2 separate regions of the Mus musculus genome follow, and region 2 is linked to region 1. Evidence: chromatin loops called from intact Hi-C (ENCODE). Cell type or tissue: heart. All regions are shown on one strand. Each heading gives the region's core, and the rest is flanking DNA. Links, peaks and the distances in the headings are about the cores only. Region 1 holds the start of Ptger1 (prostaglandin E receptor 1 (subtype EP1)). Region 2 overlaps Adgre5 (adhesion G protein-coupled receptor E5).

Evidence for each region. A loop is a pair of places that touch in the nucleus more often than their neighbours do. Peaks named below come from ENCODE experiments on the same cell type or tissue, not always from the same donor. Only the 100,000 strongest peaks of a DNase experiment are listed, where the experiment ranks them.
Region 2: it touches region 1 in a loop (2.4-fold over the local background); 7 of 42 quality-filtered maps call a loop at or near these places.

The regions. Positions count from the first base shown.
Region 1 is chr8:83,663,204-83,675,255 of GRCm38, reverse strand. Ptger1 (prostaglandin E receptor 1 (subtype EP1)) reads right to left here and starts at 8,612. Exons shown (of 3, transcript NM_013641.3): 1 at 8,340-8,612; 2 at 6,410-7,377; 3 at 5,151-5,989. The coding sequence starts at 7,360. The coding sequence ends at 5,723. Pkn1 (protein kinase N1) reads left to right here. Exons shown (of 22, transcript NM_177262.4): 13 at 1,546-1,625; 14 at 1,700-1,775; 15 at 1,863-1,954; 16 at 2,924-3,100; 17 at 3,287-3,349; 18 at 3,463-3,539; 19 at 3,815-3,957; 20 at 4,227-4,334; 21 at 4,437-4,517; 22 at 4,888-5,494. The coding sequence ends at 5,091. It overlaps Gipc1 (GIPC PDZ domain containing family, member 1), which reads right to left. Exons shown (of 7, transcript NM_018771.3): 6 at 11,255-11,336; 7 at 10,467-11,138. The coding sequence ends at 10,987. In heart, for the core only: CTCF peaks have their summits at 6,404 (motif pointing right) and 8,488; DNase peaks (open chromatin) are centred at 5,935, 6,505, 7,055, 8,445 and 2 weaker places; H3K4me3 peaks cover 1,462 bases; H3K27ac peaks cover 1,722 bases; H3K27me3 peaks cover 1,501 bases.
Region 2 is chr8:83,735,338-83,740,337 of GRCm38, reverse strand. The region is part of intron 1 of Adgre5 (adhesion G protein-coupled receptor E5); the gene reads left to right. Among named protein-coding and RNA genes, the nearest start is that of Gm46046, 3.4 kb to the left of the region's middle. In heart, for the core only: a CTCF peak has its summit at 2,810 (motif pointing right); DNase peaks (open chromatin) are centred at 87, 837, 2,297, 3,457 and 2 weaker places; H3K4me3 peaks cover 364 bases; H3K27ac peaks cover 2,043 bases.

The DNA of each region.
Region 1 (12,052 bases), core at 4,347-9,346:
ACTTGTGTGGGTTACTAGGTACCATACTTCTTTCCTTTTCTTCCCTCCAACCATTTCTAGCTCTGGCAGGCTGCCTAACCATAGGCTGGTCCATCGGCGATCAGCATCTGCACGGTGGCTGTCCTGTTGTCAGCCTTGTCAAATACAGTGTTCCTTTGACTTTCCTTTTATTCTTTCTTTCTTTCTTTCTTTCTTTCTTTCTTTCTTTCTTTCTTTCTTTCTGTCTGTCTGTCTGTCTGTCTGTCTTAGACAGGGCCTCTCTATGTAGCTTTGGCTATCCTAGAACTTCCTATAGAGACCAGACAGGCCCTGAAATCACAGAGCTTGCCTTCTCTCCTAAATGCTAGGATCAAAGGCTTGTGCCACTATGCCTGGCTTCTTTATAAAATTTATATTACCATTCAGTTTATTTTGTGTGAGTGTGTGGGTGCTCATGTAGTGGTCAGAGAAAATTTGCAGGAGTCAGTTCTCCTTCCACTCTGTGAGTCCCAGGGCTCAAACTCCAGTTGTCAGTGTCGGCAGCAGGCGCCTTCACCCACACACTCTGCTGCTGCCCCAGTTTTCTTTCCTTTTTGATCATTCCGCCCCAGCCTCTCGAGTGCTGAGAGTGTGCCTGGCTTGCTGTCTACTTGGTACCTTTTCTCCATTTTGAAAAGGGAGGAAGATGGAAGCCAGGGTCTCACAGGAGAGGCCAGCATTACACCACAAAGCCGCACTCTCAGATCCTGAGTCTTTTTTGTTTGTTTCAATATATGTGTTTGAATGTTGTTTTCTGGGGGTCTGCACATGTGCTACACCTTCAGGTGTGGAGATCAGAGGACAACTTGCAGAAGTTGATTCTCTCCTTCCACCTGTGGAGTCCAGAGCTCTACCTCAGGCCAACAGGCTTGGCTTAAGTAAGCACCTCCCTTTTCTTGAGCCAAGGCTGCCCCAGACCCTGACTCTTTTCAGGCATATGCTCATGTGGTGTGGCTGGGCTGGAGTGAAGCTCTGTAGTAGGGTGTTCACCTAGTAGGTATGCGGTCCTGGGTTTCATGCCCAGCATTATAATCAACCAGTCCATAATCTGTGCGGGCTAAACCAGTAAATTAAATAAGCACACAAAAGATATTTAATATGCAGTATTCTGGGAGGAAAATGAGATGAGATAGGGTGTGCTGAGGGTTTCCGCTCTTTAGCACAGGAGTCAGCTGATCCTCACATAAATGATATCTCAGAAAGGGTTACAGAGGGAGGGCTGGCCCAGTGTAAGCCCGGGGTCCAAGTTGTCCAGCAGGCGGAGGCAGAAGGAGCACAAGTCAGTGTGGCTTGCGCAGTTTGGTGAAAGTCTGCTCAAAGGAAACAAAGCGCTGTGCTGGGGAAGCGTGCACAGTGCTCAGGTCTATACTGTGCTACCCACGTGAAGGCAAAGTCAGCTATGAAGAGGTGGTCCTGGGGAGGAGGGTGTGGGGCAGACATAAGGCAAGGATGAGTGTGGCTCAGGGCCCTTTTGGCTCTGGGGCTCATGAGCTCTGACTTATGGCTACTGTGACCTCTGCACCACAGAGTTCTCCAACCCATGAATCCACCACATCTCCAGAGCTGCCTTCAGAGACCCAGGAGACTCCAGGCCCTGGCCTGTGCAGGTGATACCCCTTCCTAGTCCCTATCTGTACCCCTGCATATGCTCCAAGTCCCCACGAGATCTCTTTCTCCACAGCCCCTTGAGAAAGTCGCCCCTGACACTTGAGGACTTCAAGTTCCTGGCCGTGCTTGGCCGGGGTCACTTTGGAAAGGTGACTTGGGGGAGGACTTAGGGGCTCGGAGTTTTACCCCAAGGGCCTAGACTGTCCACTAAAGCCCCTGTGCCTACTGTGTTCCAGGTGCTGCTGTCTGAATTCCGCTCCAGTGGGGAGCTCTTTGCCATCAAAGCCTTGAAGAAAGGTGACATTGTAGCCCGAGATGAGGTTGAGAGGTGAGGCTCTGCCCTGACCCTTGGGAATTGTTGGAAAACAGACCAAGAGTGTCCCCTGCTGAGCATTGCAATGAGAGGGATTCATGGACGAGAGCTCCCCTCTTCCTGTGCGTACTGACATAGGATGCAGTTCCTGTGACTCATCTGTGACTCCTCCCCTTTCCAGAGTGAACTCTGACATGTCTTCCTCTCTGCTCATGGTGTAACAGTCCACTAGAGCTCACACAGTCACAGGCAGGAGGTTCGGACTCAAGTGTCCAGTCTTGGAACTGCCTCGGGTTTGGGGTCAGGGTCCTAGGTTAAAATCATCCTCTAACAGATGTGCTTCCAGATGCTGGGAAAGGCAGGCCTTCCTTAGAACTTAGCCTCCTGATCTGTCAGATGCCCTTGGATCTCGTCCTCTTACGACTGTCTAGCACATTAAAGAGGAGGTCGAGTCAGAGAATTATTCACAGTTCTTGATCCCTGTGGAGGCTTCAGGCTGTCCCTAGACTTCCCAGCCACCTTTTTAATGACCAAGAACTTTAATAACCAGGAACAAAAGCTCAAATAAGGAAGAGTTTATTTATTAATCTGGGTTGCAGAGCCCAGTGTGTCTGCCTTAAGGCGCCTCTGTCCTGATGCCACTGCGGTGTCACTGCGGTTGGTCGTCGGTCTGCTTGTCTGCGGGCTGGGCTTGCCGTCCTCTCACTGACAGGGAGGGAAGCCTCTCACCACTGATCAGACCCCATGCTTCAGTCGTTACACCGAGCCTGATGAGCGGGCCAGTGCTTCCCAAGCCCGTCCCCAGCATGGACTCAGACTGTCTGTCTGCTTGAGCCTTGCACCCTTACCCATTTCCCAAAATGAGAAAAGAATCCAATCGCTCAAAATTGCACAGCGGTGCAACTCAACAGATACCTGAGTGAACCTGGAGGGCATGGGTATTGGAGGGGCAGCTGGGCTCTCTGACTTCTGCCTCCTGTCCAGCCTGATGTGTGAGAAGCGGATTTTGGCGGCCGTGACCAGGGCAGGACATCCCTTCCTGGTGAACCTTTTCGGCTGTTTCCAGACCCCAGAGCACGTGTGCTTTGTGATGGAGTACTCGGCGGGTGGAGACCTGATGCTGCACATTCATAGCGACGTGTTCTCAGAGCCTCGGGCTGTGTGAGTCTATCCCAGCACCATGCCCCTCCTGCACACCACCCGAGGCCCCGCCTTTCTGCCCCACCTCCTAGCCCTCCACCCTCAGGCCTTCCTCCTGCACAGCTTTGGGACCCCCCACCACCCCCCGGGGTCAGGGACTTTGGTGCCTGAGGAACCAGGCTTGTGCGATCTTATGCATCTCCGCAGCTTCTATTCGGCCTGTGTGGTGCTGGGACTGCAGTTCCTCCATGAACACAAGATTGTCTACAGGTGTGTACGTGAGAATGTTCTGCCCACAGACTGGACATGGTCAAGCTCTGCACAGAGCCCCGATCCCTACCCAGTCACCCCTCTTTACATCCCCTGACACCCCCATTCCCCAGGGACCTGAAGTTGGACAATTTGCTCCTGGATACTGAGGGCTACGTCAAGATCGCAGACTTTGGCCTCTGCAAGGAGGGTGAGGGGCTGCAATCCTGGGATGAGAGGAATAGGGGGTGGGCTACCCTCTGGTGCAGCTGTACCTAGGTGGTCAGGTGACATTTTCTTCTCTATGGGCTTTGCTGCCAGTCACCTGCTCACCCTAGCAGCTTCAGAATAGTTCACCAGCTCTAGCCCCATCTGGGTCACCCCATACTGACTTGGGGTAGGGCTGGATGGATATTTGGAGCATCTCATGCTCCTACCCCCCTAGCAACTATAGGCTCACGTGGCCTTGCTCTCCATCCCACCCAGGGATGGGCTATGGGGACCGGACCAGCACGTTCTGCGGAACTCCGGAGTTCCTGGCGCCGGAAGTGCTCACAGACACATCCTACACGCGAGCAGTGGACTGGTGGGGACTGGGCGTGCTGCTCTATGAGATGTTGGTTGGAGAGGTGAGGCCCAGGCTGCCTTTTTTTTTTTCTGTAGAGAACATGCATGTGCCTCAGAGTGAGATGGGAATCTGCTCCTACCACGTGAAGTATGATCTGGAGCCGGCAGCCTTACCTCTCTAATCTTTCTGTAGTTGTAAAGTGGGATACTTACCCCTGTAAGCCAGCAGCGGTGCAAGAGTGCTCCCGGAGGGGTGAGGCCATTTGGTAGTGCTGGGTGTGTGGATTGGCTAAAAGTGGGATTTTACAAACCCGCATCCTCTGCCCCCCAGTCTCCGTTCCCTGGGGATGATGAGGAGGAGGTATTTGACAGCATTGTCAACGACGAAGTTCGCTATCCCCGCTTCCTGTCTGCAGAGGCCATCGGCATCATGAGAAGGGTAGGCACACCTCCCGCCTCCCGACCACCTCCGGCAAGGTAGGCTGGGAAGGGGTCTCGGGACTGGACTCAGATATAGATCAACTCCTGTGCATGCTCACAGCTACTGCGGAGGAACCCGGAGCGGAGGCTGGGGTCCACTGAGCGCGATGCAGAAGATGTGAAAAAACAGCCTTTCTTCCGGGTGAGCGGACCCCTCCCCATCCTCTCAGTCACCCCAAGGACCTGAGTATTCTTCTCAGTTCCAGTTCATTCCCACCCCAAATCTAGTAGCTGTATCTTAAAGAGCTTTGTAGCCCCACACCTCACAGCCACCATGATTCTTCACAAATGTTACCTCCGTTTGTCTGCAACCTTCATTTCCCTTAATTGTCATCCCCACTGCTTCTCCAGGCCCAAATCATCATCACAGGGCTTACCCTGGACTACCTCAGGCTCCCTAGATTTATCTGAGTTCCCAGTCCCTCCCCATCTTATCTGCTTCCTGCTGATCTCTAGACTTCCCTTCAGACCCTCAAAGTCCATCATGACTCACTCTGTCCCCCTCTCCACAGTCTCTGGGCTGGGATGTCCTGCTGGCCCGCCGCTTGCCTCCACCCTTCGTGCCTACACTTTCAGGGCGCACAGATGTCAGCAACTTCGATGAGGAGTTCACTGGGGAGGCCCCCACACTGAGTCCTCCCCGGGATGCACGGCCCCTCACAGCTGCGGAGCAGGCAGCCTTCCGGGATTTCGACTTTGTGGCCGGAGGCTACTAGCCCCAAGCCCCTGCCTTACCCAAGAGTTCTTGATTTTTTAAAAAACAAGCCTTTGGGGTTTACTCCATACATGCATTTTCAGCCTCTGTGTGCATCTGGACTGGAGTGTGCTTGGAGCAGGTGACAGAGGCAAGGCAGACTCTTGGGGGCAGGACTGATGGGGCACATTTGAAAGGTCAAGATGGGAACATGCAGTAGTGGGCTTAGGGGTATGTTGGAGAGCATTGGGGTTTTAAGGCCGTGTGGGTAGAAGGTGTTGAGATTCTTGGGATAGTTTGGGATAGACGCTTGCAAGAGTCTATTGGGGTGGTGACAGAGATGGGAAGTGAATCCAAAACTTTGCTCTATTTATGGAGAGCCCGAATCTTAGAACTAAGGTTGCGGCGCTGTGCGCATGCTCTTCAAGCTGTTGGCCTGGGGAGTCCCACCTCTGGTGTTTCGAGCATCCCATGTATCTGGGCCATCGCGTGACCATCGTTAGAACTGTACTCGTCCCCAGTGGAGCCTCTTTCACCCCTGTGCGGTGACAGTGTTGTGGACCCACAGGACGCAGCGCCCTAGGCACACTGAGTTTGAGACTCTATACCCTTGAGCCCAGCCCAGAATGGTTTGACTTAGCTTCTGGGCACATTCAGAGGTGACTGAAACCACTGTGCCGGGAACTACGCAGTGAACTGGCTTCCCAGGCACTCTTGGTTAGGCCCAGCTCCGTTGGACCACCCTTGGCACTGACCCTCAGGGGTAGGAGGCGAAGCAGTTGGCGCAGCATGGCCTGGCGCAGCAGGATGTACACCCATGGGTCCAGGATCTGGTTCCACGATGCGAGGCGTACAGCCAGAAAGAGTGGCCGCTGCAGGGAGTTAGAGTTCCAGCCCCCGATGGCCAACACCACCAACACCTGCGAGAGAAGCAGGTGTGAGCAGTGGAGCCCGCCGGAGAGAAGGGGTGGGGTGGAGGGTCAGGATGCCGGGGCGAGCCATGCAGGACAAATAGGATCTGTGCAGGAAGGAGAGTGACTAAGCAAAGGTCATCAGAGATTGCGGAGAGTCCGGCTAGAGAAGACCCAGTATTACAACACACATACGACTCTAAGGTCAACAAGCTGGGAAGGAAAAAGGCTATGAATGGATGGAGCGGAGGGATGTAGAAAGTGAAAGGCTTGAGTGTGTGAGACTATTTACAGAGATCCTAAAGAGAGTGAAGAAAAGGGTCCCGGATAGCAGAGGGGCAGGCTTTGTCTGCAGGCAGGGTCTTCAGGAGGCAGAGCCCAGGAGGGGGCAGAAAAGAGTTTGGCTTGAGGAGCGACTGCGCCCCTCACCAGCAGGGGGCTCCAGCAGATGCACGACACCACCATGATGCCCACGAGCTGGCCCACCATTTCCACATCGTGTGCGTGAACCCTGCGCGCGGAGCCGCCGCCCCGAGAGCTGCGGAGGGTGGCTGTGGCTGAAGTGATGGATGAGGCAGACGAGGCGGAGGCCAAGCGGGGTCCACGAGATCCCCAGCGCCGGCGATCATCGGGACCTGCGGTCTTTCGGAATCGTCGAGAGCGACGCCGTCTCCAGCGGGCACGGAGGAGCGCCAGGCCGCTGAGCGTATTGCACACTAATGCCGCAAGGAGCGCGGCCAGGCCAAGGCCGGCGAAGAGGCCGGCAAGCAACGCCTGGCGCCAACCTCCACGAGGCCCAAGGCTAATAAAACACCAGGTGCCAGGGTACTGTAACTCGTAGCGACCCACGTGTACCAGTGGCAGCAGCGCCACTGCCAAAGCCATGGCAGCCAGCACGGCTAGTGCCAGGCGTGCGCGGGCCACAGATACGCGCGCCGCGTGGATCAGTGGCTGCGTGACACCCACACAGCGCTCTACGGCCATGCCACAGCCAAGCAAAAGTGGGCACAGGCCGAAGAAGACCATGCAGCCACCCAGGAAATGACACGCCCCTCCAGCAGGCGCACGCCCCGCAGTATACAGGCGAAGCACCAGGGCGCCCGGGATCACATGGCCTGCTAGGTCGATGGCAAGCAGGCTGGCGACGAACAACAGGAAGGTGGCAGCCGAGCGGCGCCGCCGCATTCGGCCTGCAACCTGGGCCAGCAGCGCCAGCGCCAGCACGTTGGACACAGCACCCAGCGTCATGGAGAAGATAGGCAGCGCTGGTGATGTGCCATTATCGCCTGTTGGCAGCACCACAGATGTATTGGGGAGCCTGGGTGTTGCGCACGTTGCTGCCTCATCCGCTAGGCTCAGGTTAAGCCCGCAGGGGCTCATATCAGTGGCCAAGAGGGCTGCGTAGATAAGAAGAGGGCACAGTGAGGTAGGGTCCCAACCTTCTGTGCCCAGGGCACCGCCACATGACCCTAGCTGCTCCATTTCAGATCCTATTCACCTGTCACTGGCCCCATCTCGTGTCTGGCTTCATTCTGCCCTCGTATCTGCTGGGGGTCTTGACTGACCTGGCACGGGTCCCGGGTATCTAGTCTCATCTCCACCCCACCCCCACCTCCACGTTTCCACCCCATCAGTTTCCTGGTCCATGATCCCATGGGATAGACCCTTGCCCATTTCTGATCCCAATTTCCACTTTCGTGTCTGCCTGCCCATCTCTCCGTTTTCAGAAGTCTCCTTGGCTTGCCCTGGAACTGGCCAGGCTAACCTTAAATTCAAAAGATCCACCTGCCTATGCCTCCTGTGTCTTGGGATTAAAGGCTCACACCACAACTAGCTTTGGTCACCTTTTAACTCTGTCCTTGATGTCCCTGTTCCAACAACGCCACCACTTATAGTTCATCTCTTCCAATGGCCGTGTGCCTGTCTCCAGAGACTGATCCAATCTGCAGTTAGATCTCTTCCCCAAACAACCCATCTCTACACCTATAGACCCGTTCTTGTGCCCCAAGGCCTCTATGCCACATCTCTGGTCTCCGTGGTCCTCTCTGTCCCCACAGACCCCTGCTACCCCGAACCCATCTCTGAACTCTATGGTGCTCTCAGATCCCATGGGCCCAGCTCTTTTCCAGAATCCCATCTCTGTTGCCCTCTCTTGTCTCCATGGCAATCTCTCACCAGTCTGGCATTGCCTCATTCAGATGCCCATCCCATACCCCTATTTGAACCGCCCCCGGCTTGCCCATTCTCTAGTTGAGAGGAGATGGACAGCCTAGGACTGAGAGCCATTAAACAGCAAGAGAGCAGGAGGGCTATAGCTAGCCTTCTTTGGCTTGCTATCCTCAATGTCCCAGCTTCTTACCCAGTGCTGCTCAGGATGCAGGGTCCCCATGGCCTGGAACTTGGCTCCTGCTGCCTGCTCCAGCTACTCCCTGGCTCCCGGCAGGCCGCTCCCTCTTCCTGGGGCGGCTCCTCGGCTCCGTGCCGCCTCCACCCGCACTTCACTGGCCTCCAGGGGCTGCTCCACCCCATGCATGTCTGCTCTCTGGGGCTGGGAGCCTTGAGTGGGCAAAACTGCTGGCAACAGTCAGGGCAACTGGGCCCAGCTCCTTCCCGCCAAGGACTGAGGTTCTCTGAATTGGTTTGGTCTCTGTGACCCCCCTCCTCTCAGCGGGGCAGGAGCAAACCCCCACACCCTCACCCGGGCCTCTTGCCCGCCTCATTAATAAAGTGGATAAAATCTAAACACTGGAAAATGTGAGCATCGCCTGGGGCAGGCTGGAAGGGCTATGAGTTCCCGTGGGGGGCGGGGGGGGGCAGGAGAGTGAGTGTGTGTGTGGAGGAGTGTTGTCCTCATTGGACTTGAGGGGTTGGGAGTTGCCTGGGTGTGATGGGAGCTAGCAATGCCTCCTACCCTTGCCTTTATGGTTGTCACAGTTGGGCAGAGGTGGGCAGCCTAGACCAGGGCAACAGGGAGTCATCCTAGGTGAAGAGAGGTGGCTAAATGACTCAGGGGAGCCAGGCTATCATCTGTATCCTGCCTTATGGGGAGGTAGGCAATTCATAGGGCACCCTGCATCCATAGCTATGTCTCACCTTCTGTCTTGAAAAGGGGCACACATGCAGCCACTGTCAGCTTAGTCATAATGGGGAGTAAACACTGGATAGCACTCACCATTGCTGACTGTAACATCTATCCCCCCTCCCCCATATGAAACTGATGCTTACCTCAGCACTGGGTGTAAATCTCACTGTCACTGTAAGTCTGTTCCCAGCCCCAGAGCACACCTCCTGATGTAGTCTCCCTTAAACCAATGCCCATGGACCCCGAGAACTTGTCCTGAGACACATAATCACATCTCTAAGGCCTGTTTATCCTGAATCCCCCCCCCCAAAAAAAAGAAAGAATACACCAGAGACCCATGCACACACTGAACACAGCTCCCTGAAACTCACTGCACCCAAGGCTTACCCACAATAATCACAGCTCTGGTTCAACCTGGCTACCAACCACCCACTACACATGGTCCCAGCTGCTCCCAGCAGACATGCGAGACCCCAGTATAGGACCTGGGCTACAATTCAGTGACAGAGCACATCCTTAGCATGTATGAAGCCCTGGGTTCTACTATCAGTACTGAAAATGGGCTTGTGATCAGGGATAGCAAGTAGCCATCTGCAGGGCTTCTGTCCTATATCCAGGATACCCATCTCCTGCCTGGTACCAGGGAACCAGTACCACTCAGCCTTCCTGCAGCATCTCTGCTGGGCTTACCCCAAACATTCCTATGGTTGCTGGAGAGAGACCTCTGGCCTGGTTCCCCTTGTTCCAATTGCCTCCCCTCTCCCCAAGTCTGGCCAGGGTCCCACCCCACCCTTTCCTTGATCTCCTTAAATCCTAGGATGAAATGGACTGTCAAAACAAGCTTGGCAGGTTTACATCTCTGTGAAGCACTGTGCCATGGATGCCTGTCCCCTGAGTACAACTAGGGTAACAGGGCAACAGGCCTTGCTGCCACACACGGGGGCTCTCACACAAGAGGAGCATATGTGAGGCCTGGGTGAGTGGGGAACCAGGTCTGAACCCCAAGCCAGCCAGAAACTCCAGCACTGCCTGGAAGCTTGACGGCCTCCAGCCAGGGGGAGGGGGCAGCAGGGCAGCCAATTCCTAATTCAATTTGGAATCCAGGAGATAGATTTCAGCTGCTGCATTCTTTCCCTGGCCACCCCTCCTTCCCCAGAGCCAAACAGCTCCCAGAGTAAAATCTCTATATCCAAGAGAGGGTGTGTGGACACAAAAGCCCACTGCCTCCCTCCCCCTCCCTCCTCATTGTCTAAAGACAAGGAACCGGGGTTCACAGCAGTGTCCACTCAAATGGGAGGTAACAGACCCCAACTGAGAGGGCTCCCCTCAGGTGGGAGATGCCCAAGGGAAGGCATTATTGCCATTCTGCATTTCTGGTGTCAAGAAAGCAGGGAGAGCAGGGAGTGGTGACGCACACCTTTAATCCCAGCACTGTGAATGCAGATGCAGGTGGATCTCTGTGAGTTCAAGGCCAGCCTGGTCTACAGAATGAGTTCCAGGACAGCCAGAGCTACATAGTGACTTTGTCTTGAAAATAAACAAAGCAAAAAAAGTAAAGTAGGGAGGTCATGACCCCAAAGAGAACTGAGGCCCAGGGGGACAGAAGGGGCAGTTGCCAGCTGATGGTGGGAAATGTTGGGGACAGAGGTGACTGCCCAGTGTGTTGGTCCCTCCCATGCGAGTACTCTATTGAGGTAGGTGGGGAACCCGGCAGGGGTTGGCCGGGGACCCCAACCAGGCTGGGCACCGTGGTGGTACTGATTGGAGTGGGGCCAGGACCACAGGGCATTTGCACCCCATGCCTTTCCCAGGCTGCTGATTTACGAGCCTCGGCTGTGTGCCCAGGTCCCGGCTGTGGCACCCCTCCTGGAAACCCCAGCCAGGCCAAGCCAGGTTATCTCAAGGTCCAGGTTCAGTTCCAGTCTTAGTAGCGGCCAACCTTGGCATCCCCGATAGCTCCCCAGACATCAAAGACAAATTCATCTGGGAATGCGAAGTCACCGAGCCGCTCATCCAGGGCTTCTGCCAGCTCGTCCGGGTTCCTTTTGTCCTTTCCCAGCTCCACCATGGTGGCAGCTGGAAAAGATGGAGGCACAGATGTCATGATGGGCAGAGGTGTAGGCTCAACTCAGCCTGGGTGAGACCTGGAAGCCCACTCCCACCTTGCAGGCATGGGTGGGTGCCCCACTCACCCAGCTCCGTGTCTCTGATCCCCATGTAGCTCTCTAGCAAGTCATCCACCTTCTCAATGGCCTTCTCCTCAAAGGCCGACGGCTGTGGAGGGCGGGGACAAGACAGCACAATAACGTCAACAGTACTGTGATAGGCACTGGATGCCCTAAGTGCTGGGGACGGCTCCCAGGGACTCAGCAACAGCTCTACCAGTGAGCTGCATCCCCAGCTCCTGGTTTTGTCGTTACTTATTTTATGTAGAGGACTGCTTTGGTTGCACATGTGTATGTGTACAAGTGTCTGCCTGGTGCCTGTGGAGGTCAGAACACTGGACCTCTGGAATTGGAGTTAACAGATGACTGTGAGCCACCCATTATGGGTACTTGGAACTGAACCTGGGTGATCTGCAAGAGTCACACGTGCTCTAAACTGCTAAGCCATCTCTTTAGTCCCCAACACCCAGAAATGATCATTCTCATATTGAGGCATATTCTAAGTTGCCCAAACTTTGAACATTAAATCTTAGTTTCCCAGGTAGCTAGGATTACATACGTACGTATCCACCCTGGGCTGGCTTTCATATATTTTCATCTAAGACCTTGGTGACAAGGTCTTACGGTTTGAGCTGCCCTTGAATGTGAATCTTCCTGCTTGAAACCCCATGTCTGGCAGTGCTTTTTGTTTGCATCATTAATGTCTGCTCTGACAAGAAGTTACCGACTCTTACTCTACAGGGAGGAGTCCCAAGGCTCGATGGGCCACGGTAGGTCTCAAAGTTGGGAAGAGTAGGTTTAAGCAGAGGTGTCCAGGGTCTTTCA
Region 2 (5,000 bases), core at 1-5,000, 69 kb before region 1:
AGGCTGTGGTTTGAACTTGGCTTTCATCATGACTTTCCCGCCCCACCCTGGGTGCCTCAACCGTTGTTTGATGGCTAAGTCACCTAAGTAACTTGACAACAAACAGTGAAAAAATGGAACGGGGCACCAGCTGGAGTTACCCCAAGATATGGAACTTGGGGCACAAACTGGGGTCACCCTAACCACAATGACTGGCCTGAGTGCTAGTGACAGGTGGCAGGCAGCTCAGTAGCCATGGACCTAGAACCAGGAAATAGAGTCCCAGGGTGTCACAGTTGGTGGCAAACAGCTGCAGGGGCCTGCCTGGCTGTCACTAAGCTGGGTCACAGTGACTTTGGGCTGCACTTTCCTCCTCTGTAAAATGGAACAAGACCAGCTGTATTTTACCATATTGTTTCAAGGGCCAAGAGTTTGTGTACAAACTTTCTGGTTTACAGTTTGAATTAACTGAACATGTGGGTGTGGTGTCTGTGTCTGCTATCAGAGTACCTAGCGAGTAGAGGCAGGAGGGTCAAAAGTTCAAGGTCATTCTCTGCTGTATACTGAGTTTGAGACCACATGATACCTTGTCTTCAAAACCAACCAAGCAGCCTCGCTAGTTGGATTCTCAGGTTTTGAATCCCAGTATTAGAGAGGCGGAGGCAGGAGGCTTCCATGATCCTGGGAGTTGGAGGCCAACCTGGTCTACATAGTAAGTTCCAGGCCAGCCGGAACTACACAATGAAATACTGCAGGAAGCACAAAGGCTGCCCTACCCCCACTTCTGGATTCTCTAAGCAGGAGTCCCTTGGCTCCAGTCTGAGCTTGGGAAGTTGAACCAGATGTGTCTGGGAGCAGAAGGGAACGGCTCTGCTCCCGTTTGATTAATTTCCAAGTCTCCAGATGTAGGCGGTCTGGCTGATGCCTTTAGCATGGTGGGGTAGAGCCCAGCCCAGCCCAGGGGACAAGGAACCCCCCTGACTTGGGTAACTATTACTTGAGTCTACTGTCCTTTCTCTGGCCTGGTTTGATCACTCATCTTTTTTCCAAGCTCCAAGCCCTAGCTTCTCTTTGTGTAGATTGGACATAGCCCCGCCCCTACCTCCTGATCTTCCTGATGGCTGATGTTACTCTGAGTCTGTTTGTTTGGTTTTTTGTTTTTTGCTTTGTTTTTGTAAACAAGCTTTCAAAGTGGCTAAAATGACCTTAAACTTCTGGTCCTCCTGCCTCTACCTCTGAGTGCTGAGATTACAGATTTGCGCAAAAGGGTCTGGCTTCATTTTGAGTCTGCTTTGGTTTTAGTTTTGAGACAGGCTTTGGCGCTCGCTGTAGCAGCTCTGTAGCCGTAACTGGTTTTGAATGTGTACTAATCCCCCTACTTCTGTCTTGTTAAAATAGGGTCTTCCTACATAGCCTTGGCTCCCTAGGTAGACCAGGCTGGCTTCCAGCGGAGTTCTCCCACAGTGCTTTACCAGTGCTGGCTCTGAAAGTGTGCATCAACATGCACGGCTGTGGTTCCAAGTCTTAAAGAAATTACCTAAGGGGCTGGAGAGATGGCTCAGTGGTTAAGAGCACTTGCTGTTCTTTCAGAGGACAGAAATCGATTCTCAGGAACCACACAGTGGCTCACAACCATCTGTGACTCCAGTTCCAGGACATTCAGTGTCCTCTTCTTACCTATCTATGCCCCGGGCAATATGCATGCAGGCAGAACATCCATACACCTAAAAATAAATCAATATTATTTTTTCAAAAGTGACTTGAGGGCTGGAGGGAGGCCTCTGTCGGTTAATGATTTGTGTGAAGGAAGCTGGATGCGGTGACACACACTTGCGATCATAGTGTCTGTCCCTGGGGCTTGCTGGCTAGCTAGCCAAGCCTGCTTGATGAGCCGAGGTTCAAGGTAGAAGGCACCTCTGCTGTTCACATACAGACACACATACTGGTACTGGATGTTAGGAACTGTGCATTGCCCCAGGGCTCAGGGTGAAGGGAAGGTCATTTTGTGGTCTGTCCCACAAAGAGGAACTGAGTTCTGATGGGTGTGGGAGAATTCCAGCTCAGTGGCCCAAGAGGAGGAAGAAAGAATTCTGACTTGAGGGGACAACTGCCTGGCTGGGGTGCCCCACCTCAGAACACTCCAGTGTTGAGGGAGTGTTTCATCCAAAGCCTCTCCATTGGCTTGAGGGAAATCCAGTCAGACAAAGGTTGAGCTTTCAGGGGACCCTCTGAGCCCACTGTCCCTGCCCCAGCAACCCTGCTCACTGTGGCTGATCCCAGGAGTCCCCTGGGAACCTGGCATGCAGCCAGCCCAGAGATGGCTGAATCATTAAGGAAGTGACTCACCCACCCCCCACCAGCCCTTCTCCTGAGGGCTCCCTCTGGGATTCCTTTCTTGGGATTAGTTTCTTGCTGCTGTAGTCCCCATATTGGGATCAGCTAACCACTCCCCAGGCCTCCTGCTCCTGGGACAACCCCCACACACACCCACACACTCCGCCAAAACACACACACTCTTTTCTTCTGTACCGAGAGGGAAAACAGGGATTCACAGCTGCCAGGCCAGCACCTTCACACATACAACACACCAGTTTTTTTCTTGGTTTTTATTCTGAGACAAGCATCTATGCTCTGTAGCCCAGGTTGGGAACTTCCAGTGTCCTCCTGTGTTAGCACCCCAAGTAGTTGGCATTGCATGGCAGCCCCACTGCCTGGTTTTCTGTTCTCTCTCCCTCTCCCCCAGCCTCTTTTTAGATATATTTAGTTTGTGTTTATGAGTGCTTTGATTGCATGTATGTATATGCACCACATGCATGCCTGTGCCCTCAGTGACCAGAAGAGGGCGCCTAAGTCCCTGGAACTGGAGTTACAGGCTGTTATGAACTACTGTGTAGGTGCTGGGAATCAAACCCTGGGTCTACCGGAAGAGCAGCGAGGGGCTCTTAACTGCCGAGCCACCTATCTCTCCAGCTGCCAGTTTGGTTTTGGTTTTGTTTGTTTGTTGTTTTAGTCTGTGTATATGCGAGTGGTGTGTGTATGTGTGTGTGTGTGTGTGTGTGTGTGCACATGCCGTGCTCACATGCCGTGACACTGATGTAGACACTGGTGCTCTTCTTCCATCTTGTGGGCTCCCTTTGCCCCCTTTCATGTTTAGGTCCTAGGGATGGAACCCAGGGCCTTGTTTCAGTCAGGTTCCCGCTAAGCTACCAAGGTGGCCCTTGAGCTTTGTGTAGCTTTTAAGTGAAGAGCCTCCTGCCCCAGCAGCCTCCTGCCTCAACCTCAAGCTACAGGGTTACCCCACTTGCCTTCACACCCTGCTTCTCATCTCCCTCCCTGTCATCCACCTCTGCTTTCTTGGATGCCTGTCTCCAGTGGCTGCTCTGTTGCCCACCCTTGCCTTGGGTGGGATGCCTGCCAACAACATGAGGCATGGGCTGTGTTCAGCATTCACCCACCCTCCACCGCAGCCACTTCCTGTGTGTGAGGAGCCCTCTCTGACATGTGGGCACTGGGTCATGAGGTTGACAGTGGGTACGCATGTGATGTTGGGAGTGTCAGAGCTCGGATGGGACCTGGGGGACGTAGCCCAAGCTTTCATTCTTCCCTAAAAAATGACACAGGTCAGGCCTGGTAGCATAGGCCTGTACCAGCTCCTCAGAACACTGAAGCAGGAAGATTTCAAGTGAAAACCCAGTCTGAACTTAGGAATAAAGTGAAAAGAAGTGTTGAGGATGAGGCTCAACGGCAGAGCACTGGACTAACATGGAAGTGCTGGGTTCTGGCCCAGCATTTTGACACAAAATGATAGAAAACAAACTAAAACAGAGAGGAGGTGTAAAAAGACAGTATCACACTGGGCTGTGGTGGTGCATACCTCTAATCCCAGCACTTCGGAGGCAGGGGCATCTGGATCTCTGGGAGTCCCAGGTCAGCCAGAGCCGATGTTAATTGTGGGGGATTGGCCTGGTGCTACTGTATGTTCAAATGCTGTGTACTGGCCCCAAGGCCGGGTTGCCCCGTGAGGAGATTCTCAGGTACACCAGTTTTGTTGTGTAAACCTTGACACACACACCCTTCCCGAGTTATCCCTGATTGGTTAATAAAGATGCCTACAGCCTGGGCTGGACAGAAGAGACAGGGGAGAGGTTCTCAGGCTTGGGGTCTCAGGCAGGAACCATGAGGAGAATGGGGAAGAAAAAGGAAATCACCATGCCCTAGTGTGGAGCGTGAACACATGGCCTTGAGGGCCGGCCTGATGGAGTAGGAGCGGCCCAGGCAGAGCATGGCCAATGATATCTTGGGGTTACTGACAGGGAAGCAGACAAAATGGCAGAGAGGGCTTGTCTCTGCTCAGCTCTCGTGCCTTTAAGCTTTATTACAAATCTAAAGGTTTTGTGCCTTTGACTTGGGAACCATCTGATCTAAGTGGGGTAGAAACCCCTAATAAAGTCAAAAGGAGATGTAGCAAACCCCCATAATAATAACTACAACAGATTGGCACCTCACATTGGGCGACAAATGTAAAATAATATGTATTAAACTTAACCTGATCTAGCTTCAAATGAATAAGACTCAAACTACGATATTTATTTATTAGGCTCTGAGCAATTACTGGAGGATTACGCCTAATCTAAATCTCTAACTGTAGTCTGGCTACGACTCCAACTGTGCTCTGCAAATACTTGTTTGAAACTCATTTCTGCTCTAGCAGTCTGGAGTCCTGGGGAGGCGTTTCACTCTGGCACGTGCTGCTGGTCCATCATGTCTTATGGAGACCACCTGTTCTCTGCTGTCTTCTTCTCTGAGACCCTTCTCTTTCTCTTCTCTCTCCTTCTCTGTGCTCTCTGCCTGTGACCCCCAGGCCTGAAACTCAAACTTCACCTCCCCAGTAGTTGGGGAGCAAGATTTACATAACAAATGCTGGTAGATGTGAGGACCTTGGAGCAACCAGATCTTGGGGCACAGAATTTGGCACTGAGTACAAGCAGCATCCCCTATAGTTAATTGCTTAGCCATGTAGG